Linked DNA regions of Mus musculus: region 1 is linked to region 2. The links are chromatin contacts, found by Hi-C or POLR2A ChIA-PET in ENCODE. All regions are on one chromosome and are shown on one strand. Each heading gives the region's core, a stretch centred on a gene start or an enhancer-like site at or near the end of the contact. The rest is flanking DNA. Distances are from core to core; before and after follow the strand shown. Region 1 overlaps Tnxb (tenascin XB). Region 2 holds the start of Fkbpl (FK506 binding protein-like).

Evidence for each region. Hi-C counts contacts between places; a loop is a spot of excess contacts on that map. ChIA-PET counts read pairs that join two places held with the same protein, here RNA polymerase II (POLR2A).
Region 1: POLR2A ChIA-PET joins it to region 2 with 19 read pairs in Patski. The contact joins the enhancer-like site here to the promoter of Fkbpl in region 2. A Hi-C loop is called at or near these places in 4 of 37 maps with a recorded cell type or tissue (adrenal gland and heart). POLR2A ChIA-PET finds 5 or more read pairs at or near these places in 2 of 5 experiments (Patski and embryonic stem cell).

Annotation. Positions count from the first base shown.
Region 1 is chr17:34,679,940-34,684,285 of GRCm38, reverse strand. Tnxb (tenascin XB) reads right to left here. Exons shown (of 33, transcript NM_031176.2): 6 at 709-1,002. Among named protein-coding and RNA genes, the nearest start is that of Gm24389, 5.7 kb to the left of the region's middle. Within about 2 kb of position 2,930, at least 1 of the 3 ENCODE cell types and tissues checked has a DNase peak (open chromatin) inside an H3K27ac peak, as active enhancers do; it is heart, where a contact is called at or near this core.
Region 2 is chr17:34,643,214-34,647,516 of GRCm38, reverse strand. It overlaps Fkbpl (FK506 binding protein-like), which reads right to left and starts at 2,703. Exons shown (of 2, transcript NM_019873.3): 1 at 2,564-2,703; 2 at 700-2,272. The coding sequence starts at 2,257. The coding sequence ends at 1,214. It overlaps Atf6b (activating transcription factor 6 beta), which reads right to left and starts at 371. Exons shown (of 18, transcript NM_017406.4): 1 at 201-371. The coding sequence starts at 303.

The sequences.
Region 1 (4,346 bases), core at 1,681-4,180, 37 kb before region 2:
CAGCTACCGGGACTCAGTGTAACCCCAAGGTCTGCCAACCTCTGTCAGGCACCTTCTGTCTGTCCCTCAGCTCTTCTCACCTGTGACATAGCAGTGCCACTCACAGCTGCTGTAAGAACCTGTGTTAGTTCAAGAATGCTCTGAGCACAGCTCTGAGCTCACTGGCTCCGGAAATACACAGAACATACTTCCCCGAGTGTCTCAGCCTCCATTGTTCCCCACCTGCTGCTGCTTAGGGGACAGAAGTGGCTGGCCTGGGGACGTTGGGCTACCCTGGACTTCGAGGCTCTCCTCCCACTGCCATACTCCAGGCCAGCATCAGCCACCAGTCTCACCAGCTGTTGGCTCTCTTCCCTAGCATGCCCCTGCAGCAGACAGTGTGCTATTTTAGAGGTCATAATTTCACAATTGCACTTAAAGGCTCTCAGAGGTTCCTTGGGATTCCCAAATCAGGTCGAGGCCAGCTCACACAGAACCCCGAGACTGGGCCTTTCAGTGCTCCACACGTCGTTCTGCTCTCTAGCCAAAAGAGAGCTGTGCATTCTCTGGGGACCACTGCTCTGCCTCACCTACACCCTCGCCTCTGAGCCGCCCACTGCTTTCCCTTCGGGATTTAACACAGCTGCCACGGGCCACAGACAATCTCCCTGGGGCACCCTGCTTCAGCACTGTACAGAGTGTGGGGCAGGGGTGCCTGCTGTCACTCACAGATCTTGGCTTCAGCCATAAGTGGGCCATGCCTCTTCTTGCCGATGAGTCCATACAGGATAAATTTGTACTTGCGTCCTGGTTCCAAGCCTGAGATGGGTGTAGAACGCTGGGGTCCCTCCACGGATATCGCCTGGGGCCCGTCTTTGTCCTTGTACTGGATCAGGAAGGAGTCAAACTCCCCCTCTGGGACAGTCCAGTGCAGGAGCAGGGAATCAGAGGTCAGGCCTGTCACTGTCAGTTCACCCAGGCGTGGCTGGACTGATGGCTTCCCAGGCTGTTCCTGAGCCCTGTCTGAGGTTTGGGGACGAAAGCAAAGCATGCTGGGTCAACCACTCCCCTTCACCCTGTCTCTACCCTCTGCTCTGCCTCATTCATCCTATCTGTGCCCCTCCTGGGAATGAGACATTTCTCTAAGTCTCCGTCCTCTCTTCGTGTCCCTACCCTCTCCCCCCACCCCGTACCCTTAGACTTTAAGGAGAGTCTTGAGTCCCCTGTGGTACTGCTTGAGAGTTCCCAGCCTCCCCACTGCTGCTACAGAGTGGTCTTCAGGTTCCCTAGCCTCCTGAGTTGCTCTCTCCCTTGCTACCCTCTCCCAGTGGTCAACTTGTTCTAGAATTGGGCCAAGAGTCAATGATCCTAGTCCCAGAGAGAGAAAGAGAGAGAGCCAAGGCGGATGTGATGGCTAGATATCCCAAGCCTTGTCCTTTCCTACCCTTTTCTAAAGTCTTGATGGCAGTGGGTACCCTCGTCACACACCACACACACACACACACACACACACACACACACACACACACACACACTAAGACTTTATCCCCAGGTGACAAAAAAACAAAAAACAACAACAACAACAACAACAACAACAAAACTGACTAATGCAACCACAGGTATGGTCCCTAGGAGAAAATATATCTGAGGGTCCCATGCTGGGAACAGAGCTTTATCTACCTAGGACTCTACAGCCCAGGGCAGAGTAGAGGGACAACCAGGAAGTGAGGCACACATAGACTCTCCTGGATGGGTCACTATGCCACCTCAGACTCCTCTCCGTGGCACTGTCTTCTCCAATGCCTCCTCTGTCTGCCTTCCCTCTGAACTCTCACTTTTTTCTTTTTCCTTTGCTTTCTCTTATCTTTCAGTCAGGCCTGCCCTTCGAGGCCCCTTAAGTCCTAGCCTACCTCTAGAGTCCTGAGATGGCCCCAGCTCCTCCCCCAGTCTCAGGGCACAGCTCCAAGCACAGTCCAGAATGTACCCATAATGCCTTGGTAGGTGATAGGAACAGAGATCTTGCCCCCAGGGGTGATCCCATGGAGGAATAGCTTGTAGGGGGCTCCGGGAGGGGGTGGGGGCACCAGAGCCTGCTGGACGTCTCCTGGTAGCAGTTCTTCGTGAGCCCAGGGCCCCTCGGCCACCTGCATACGCAGCTGGAAGTGGGCAAAGCTGTCAGGCTGGGCAGTCCAGGCCACACTGAGGCGCCCTGCCTTGTCTCTGCCCAGCACCTTCAACTCTCCCAGCGGGTGGTGCTCCAGGATCAGGATAGGGGCCTGGGCCCCTTGGGTTGTAGAGGGGCCCGAGGGAGGAGGCTCATCAGTAGCCTCCAAGAGGCCAGAGGGTAAGGACCCTGGGAAGGAGCAGAGCGGGTAAGGAAAAAAACAAAACAAAACAAAACAAAAAACAGGAGAGTGGAGCATGAGATTAGGAAGGGCACCCGGAGTCCCCAAGTGTGCCCCCCAGCCTCTGAGAGCTAGAAGGCTTCCCTCCCCTCTCCCAAGCTGCTCCTCAGCCTTCTTCTCCCATATTTGGCCGAGTCCTCCAAATGGAGTCCTCCCCGTGGAGCTCATTCCGGAGCAGCCAGGCAGTGACAGATAAAACCTGCTATTCCCTCCCTACTAGAGGCTTCCCCGACCTCAAGCTCCAAATGTCCGTGCCGCCACCCCCACCCCCACCCCCACTGGTGTCTCTCCACCTTCCATTAGTGTTGTAGTGAGAGCCTGCAAGAAAGGAGGGGTTGTGTTGTTAGGAAGGAAAGGGTGGAGCGCAAACAGGGTGCGAGGGTGGACGGAGGTCCAATTCCTGTGGCATCTGGGCCCTAAGGAGGAAGAACAGGTCCACCCCGACCCTGCAGCCACAAAGCACCCTGTCCCTGGGCCAGGCATCAGTCCTGTGGGAGAAACCAGCTGGAGGGGGAGCCAAGTCTGGGAAAGCGGTTCAGGAAACCCCGTGGTTTCACCTCCCACCATTCACACGCGGCCCCGATGGCTTTCAAGGCCACCCCTCAAGCCGTTCTGCTGCATCCCGTCAAGGTCAAAGCCAACTTGTGAGAAATAACCACAGACCACAGGCATCAGGCACCCTCGCCGCAGTGAGTCAGAGTGGGAATCTCTGGTTTCAACCCCATCCACTGAAACGGCACACGCCACCGCGAGGCCTTCTGTTGTGTGCACGGGAAGCTTCCTAACTGCGGGTCAGCTCTGAGTGCAGCCTTACACAAAACTCTAACTTGCTCTAAACATTGTGAGATGGTGCTTTTTGTGGTTTTAGGTTGTTTTGTTTTTCTTTCCCCTTTCCCAATTAGGGAAAAAAAAAAAAAAACAAACTCAAGTGCAAGGTACTTGAGTATGAATTTTGCAGACAATATTGTGTCGCTATGTCAAGATGTTGAACTTGCCTGGCAATAGCAGGCGCTGCCAAAGAGCTTGGGAACCCACGTGTGAGCCAGGGAACTCCACAAACTGGGTCTATTTGGCTTTGATTATCCTCAGGAGGATGCCAGGACCCTGGGATGGGGTAGGTTTTTGTGACAGTGGAGAGCAGCTGTCTGTGGAAGTATCCTGCAGCCTGGGCCAGGTAGACTGGGGGGTGGGGGAGGGGGGGCATGGTGAGGGGCGGAGGCCTAAGCAGTGAGGTAGCAGGAATAAGCAAGTACAATCCTGAAGGCAGGTGACACTAGACAGGGGGTGGGCAGTCCAGGGCCCCAGCCCACACTACCTGTGGTGGTGGTGGTGGTGGTGGTGATGAAGGCGTAGGACTTGGAAGTCTGTCCTGCCCGTACCCCATGGACCTCCACGTGGTAAGTAGTCCCGGGCCTGAGGTTCGGCAAGCGGACAGTGCGTTCAGAACCATCCACAGTCAGCTCCCCGCTGGGGCCCTTGGCTGGTAGCAGTGGCCGCCAGCGCAACACCACGCGCTCGAACTGACCACGGAGCCCGTCCAGGGACACAATCAGTGAGCCGTCGGCTGCACTGCCCAGCACCTCCGGTTTCGGGTGGCGCGCTGTAGTCACCGGGTGTGCACCATCGGATGCTGGGCCCACAGCACCCTGCTCCGAGTCCCGCTTCCTGGTGTTCTGGGTGGGACTAGTGGTGGGGTGAGGGTGACGTGGCTGGGATGCTGGGGCACCCGCTGTTTGATGACGCTTCAAGAACTCATGGATGTAGCGCGCCACCGATGCGTAAGTCTGGTTGGCGCGCAGTGGATAGCCGTGGGTTCGCAAGTGATGCTCCAGGTCCTGTACTGTGCCGCGGAAGCGGCTCAGTTCAGTCGTCAGGTTACCCCACGGCCGTCGAGGGGGCTGGGGCAGTCTCGGCCGGAGATGCCACTCCTTCTCGTCCGTCTCTGGGGACGGCAAGGGCCGG
Region 2 (4,303 bases), core at 1,454-3,953:
CAGCCCCGTGCTCCCACGGGAGACCAAGGTCTTCCCTCCTCCCGCATCCCGGGGAAGCGCGAGTCCCGCTGCGCTCTCCCTCGGAGGATGGGCTCGGCGTCCGCCCAGCCTTCCTCGTTCACCCTCTGCTGCCTTCCCGCGTGCCTCGGGCCCATGGCGAGCCTCAGCCCGCTCCTCCCCCGGGGCCCCACTCCGCGCACCCCAGTCCTCCGGACTCAGCAGGTTGTCGGTGAAGAAGCGCGTCGGGTCGGCGATCTCACTGAGGAGCATCAGCTCCGCCATCTTCCCCCCACCCCCCACCATGAGCCGGCTCCCCGGCCCGCCTCCTCCCGGCCGCGGCAAATCCATGAGCTCGCTGAGGAAAACCGGCGTCCCGGAAGTCCTGATGACCAGTCAGAGGCTTAGTTGGTGAACACGTGACACGAAGGAGCAATGACTGTGCATGCCGGGCCAATGGCACGGGTCAGCCGCTTTACCGATCCAGGCGAGACTGTGCGTGCGCCGTACAGGCCCCAGAAACTAGCATTGTGGGAAATGTAGTTCCTAGCACTTAGGGTTCCGGCATCTGGGCTAGAGTGTTCATGCTTGAGCAGTTGTCCGCAAACATCTGCACCCATGTGGTGCCCATAAACTCATGAAGGCACACGCATAATGAATGAATTATTAATGAATAAACGAATGAGCAAAGTTCCAGCATTTAGGATAAGAGATGGCTCAGCAGTTTAATATTGCTTATTGCGACTAGGCGGTAGTGGTGCACGCCTTTAATCCCAGCACTCAGGAGGCAGAGGCAGGCGGATCTCAGCCTGGTCTACAAAGTGTGCTCCAGGACGGCCAGGGTTGTTACACAGAGAAGCCCTGTCTCAAACCCTCCCACCCAAAAGGAAAGTGCTTGTTGCTCTTATAAGGGTCTGGATTACATTCTCAGCACCCACACCTGGCGACACGCAACCACTTGTAACTCCACCTCCCTGGGATGCAACTCCCTGACATCCGGAAGTTCTGGCGTTTGCCACAGCCAGTCCCAAATAGACAACCTCTCCTATCCTCGGAGGTGGATACGCTTCCCGGGACTCCCTCCACCAAGTGGCTCACTGACACCGTCGCTAACTCCCTGTAGGTCAGAACGAGATACGAGTTCAAACAACTTCCTTCGGGGCCCTTGAAAATTCCACAACACAGACCACAGTTCGCGGGTTCCTGTCTCCTTTAATCAGCTAAACATCTTGCGCAGTCCCCGAGCCAGCCCTGCATCCTGTTTCCTTCCCTGAATGACCACCTTCCCCAGCTCCTCTTTCGCTGCACGGTTTTTGGGATCTACTGCTAGCACTTTCTTGAAATCAGCAGTGGCTTTTTCCAAGTCCCCGAGGGCAGCCCGAGCAACCCCCCTTCGGTATAAGGCCTTTAAATGGCCCGGCTCCCGCTCCAGCACTCGGTCACAGCTCTGGGCTGCCAACTGGGGGTGTCCTAGCAGCAACTGGCAGGCAGCCAGATTGGCATAAAGGGTAGTTCGTTCGGGAGGGCCGGGTGGGGGCAACGTCAGCAGCAGTCGGAGAGCCCGTCCATAGCATCGGGCAGCCCCTTGAGGGTTCCCAGCTCGAAACAGTTCTGTACCCCTTCTGTGTTCTTCTTTGGCCAGAGCCTCCTTCTCCATAGCCTCCATCTCCCAGGAGTCCCGGCCATTGGTGAAGGAATCCAGTCTGAGTTTAGCAAGAGGTGCAGAGGATCCAGGAAGGTGAATCTTTGCCTCCTCACCTTGACGCATAGACTCCAGGCATTTTTCCATGAGTTCCCCCCACATTTTTTCCCTCCATTGTCCTATGCCTATGGTTAGTTCTGTCCAGCCCTCTGGCATCCCAGATCCAAAAGGAAATCCCAAAGCCAACACTTGGCATTTGGAGCCTAGCTTGGGTTTGTCTAAGCCATGGCCAGGGACTATGATCTTCTTTACAAAACTCCCATCAGGACAGTACCAAAGATCAGAAGCTTGGAGGTGCTCTGCCATCTCATTGGTTGAGACTTGAAATTGATCAGAGTCACCTTCAAATCCAGCCACGGGATGTTCAATCTCTTGAGTCTCTACAATTTGATTGGCTGGATCCGGTCTCACTCCCACCTTCAGGGCTTCAGGGAGAAGACCTGGGGACCGCTGCCTAAACGGAATGGCTGTATTTAAGATTTGCTGGGCGTTCTCTTCCCGCTGCTGCGGCTGAGCGGTGTTCTTCTCGTTCATTGGGCTGATAGGTGAGGTCTCCATTGGATCTCCTGATCCCTTCCACAACAGATAAAGGAAAGAACAGTTTAGTCTGGAAAGTGATGGGTCAAGTGTAGTTCAGACCTGAGCAGGTGAAAAAAACAAACAAACAAACAAACAAAAAACCGAAACCATGTAAATTCCAGAATTCCTAGTTAAGACTCCTCGTAGTGCTAAAAGTTTCTCCTTTTTTTCCCCCCTTCCCAAGCTAGAATCCACCCAGGTCTAGTTTAGAACTATAAATTCTGTAATTCCCCATGGTTCGGGTAGTCGCCCCAACTATGGGCACTTGACCGGGTCAAAAAGTACCTGAGAGACCAAGGAGCATAGCAGGACGGCCTAAGTCACAGTTGTTGCATTGTGTATGATGTTGAGGCCTGGAAGGGCAGCCTGGGAGCAGCTGAGAGTCTCTATCAGCTCTCGAGCCCTCAGAGACGGAGAAGCTAGTCCCTAACACGACGGCCAATCAGGAGCACGAAGAGGTTCCTTGTCCCGCCTCTATGGTGACGCCATTTCCCTAGCAACCGTGAAGCGCCATACCTTAGCAACCGGACTAGACCTAAGCAATAGAATTAGCCAAATCGAACCGAGGTTGACAAAGATCTGGCTGACTGGTTTAGTCAAAATGTAAAAAGGCCAGAAATGGGAAACTTGGGCTGAGGAAGAGAGAGCAGTGGTAGAGAGCTTTACCAAGCATGCGTAAAGACCCTAAGTTCGAGCTTCAGTTCAAATGTAAAGGCTGAGATTTTAGCTGCTTTCAGACCCTCCCCTGTTATTATACCCAAATTCAGAGATCTTAGCTGAAATCAACCCCTGTCCATTTTGGCTCATCCTTGATTGACTTTTGCCACATATCCATCATTGCCCTTCAACTGAGCCCCCTGATCCAGAATCGTAGTGTTTTTCAAACTCGAATGAGCATGTCCATCATGAGAAAATATATTAAATTGCAGACCTGGATTTCGAAACTCTCAGATGGAGCCTGCGATTCTTGGATAGTGCTCCAGCCCGCTAGCAGTGTGATCCCTCAGTGACCTCATTCCGCACCAGCTTAGTTTGTCCTATATATTTCGTGTGTAACTGGTATCCCATGCTCCAGTGAGAGGAGCGGCAGAGAACAGCTCTCCTCCTCCCTACAGAAGGTGTAGATAGATCCCGTTTGTGACTCAGCCTTGCTGGGCAAACTGCCTGCACCGGCTGGACCAGCACAGTTCTTCCGGGAACGAGAACCCCTTATTATCTAAGCACCTTACTTTGGCATATGTTGTTCTTGGTGTTATTGACAGGGTCATGTGTATCCCTTGCTGGCCTGGAACTCTATGTAGAAGAGGATGCTGGGACCACGGGCATGCCCCACTGTGCCTGATTTATGTGGTACTGTGGATCACACCCAGAGCTTCATTGATGATACAGGGTAAAAGAAATACTGACAAGCTTTACACTGATTAGAATATAAAAAGAATACGTGTACTAACAAACGTCCTCGGAGATATTAAATAAATAATTAAACCAAGAGGCTCTGACCCAACTCTTACTTAAACATACATAGCCTACAAACGAGCTTTGCGTAGCAGTTTAGGAAGACAAGTAAATAGTTACACACCTGAATTCATTGAAATCTAAGTGTCTTTTGCCCTTTGGAGCCACTTGTTTGTCGGAAACTCTCCTCTTACCAGGCTTTGCTAACCTGCCTTGGAAAAGTGACCTTGGGCTTCAACTTGCTCAGAAAGTGAAGTTGGTTTAAGGATAATAGAAACTGCTGGGCTTCCTAATGACACAGAAAAGTGTAGCCAGGAGATCAGGAAGGCTGCCATCTGCCTTTGTAAATCTGCTTGACTGCCCAGAGAATGTAATTCAGGGGTAACCAAACCCCCAGTTTCTGCTTTTGTAACACTTGCTGTATACCCCCCCCCAAGAAAAACAAACAAACAAACCCAAAAACGTAATTTGGGATAGCAATTTAAAAGACACCTGTAAGCCAGGCGTGATAGCACATGGTTTTAATCCCAGAAATCAGGAGGCAGAGGCAGATAGATCTCTGTGAGTTTG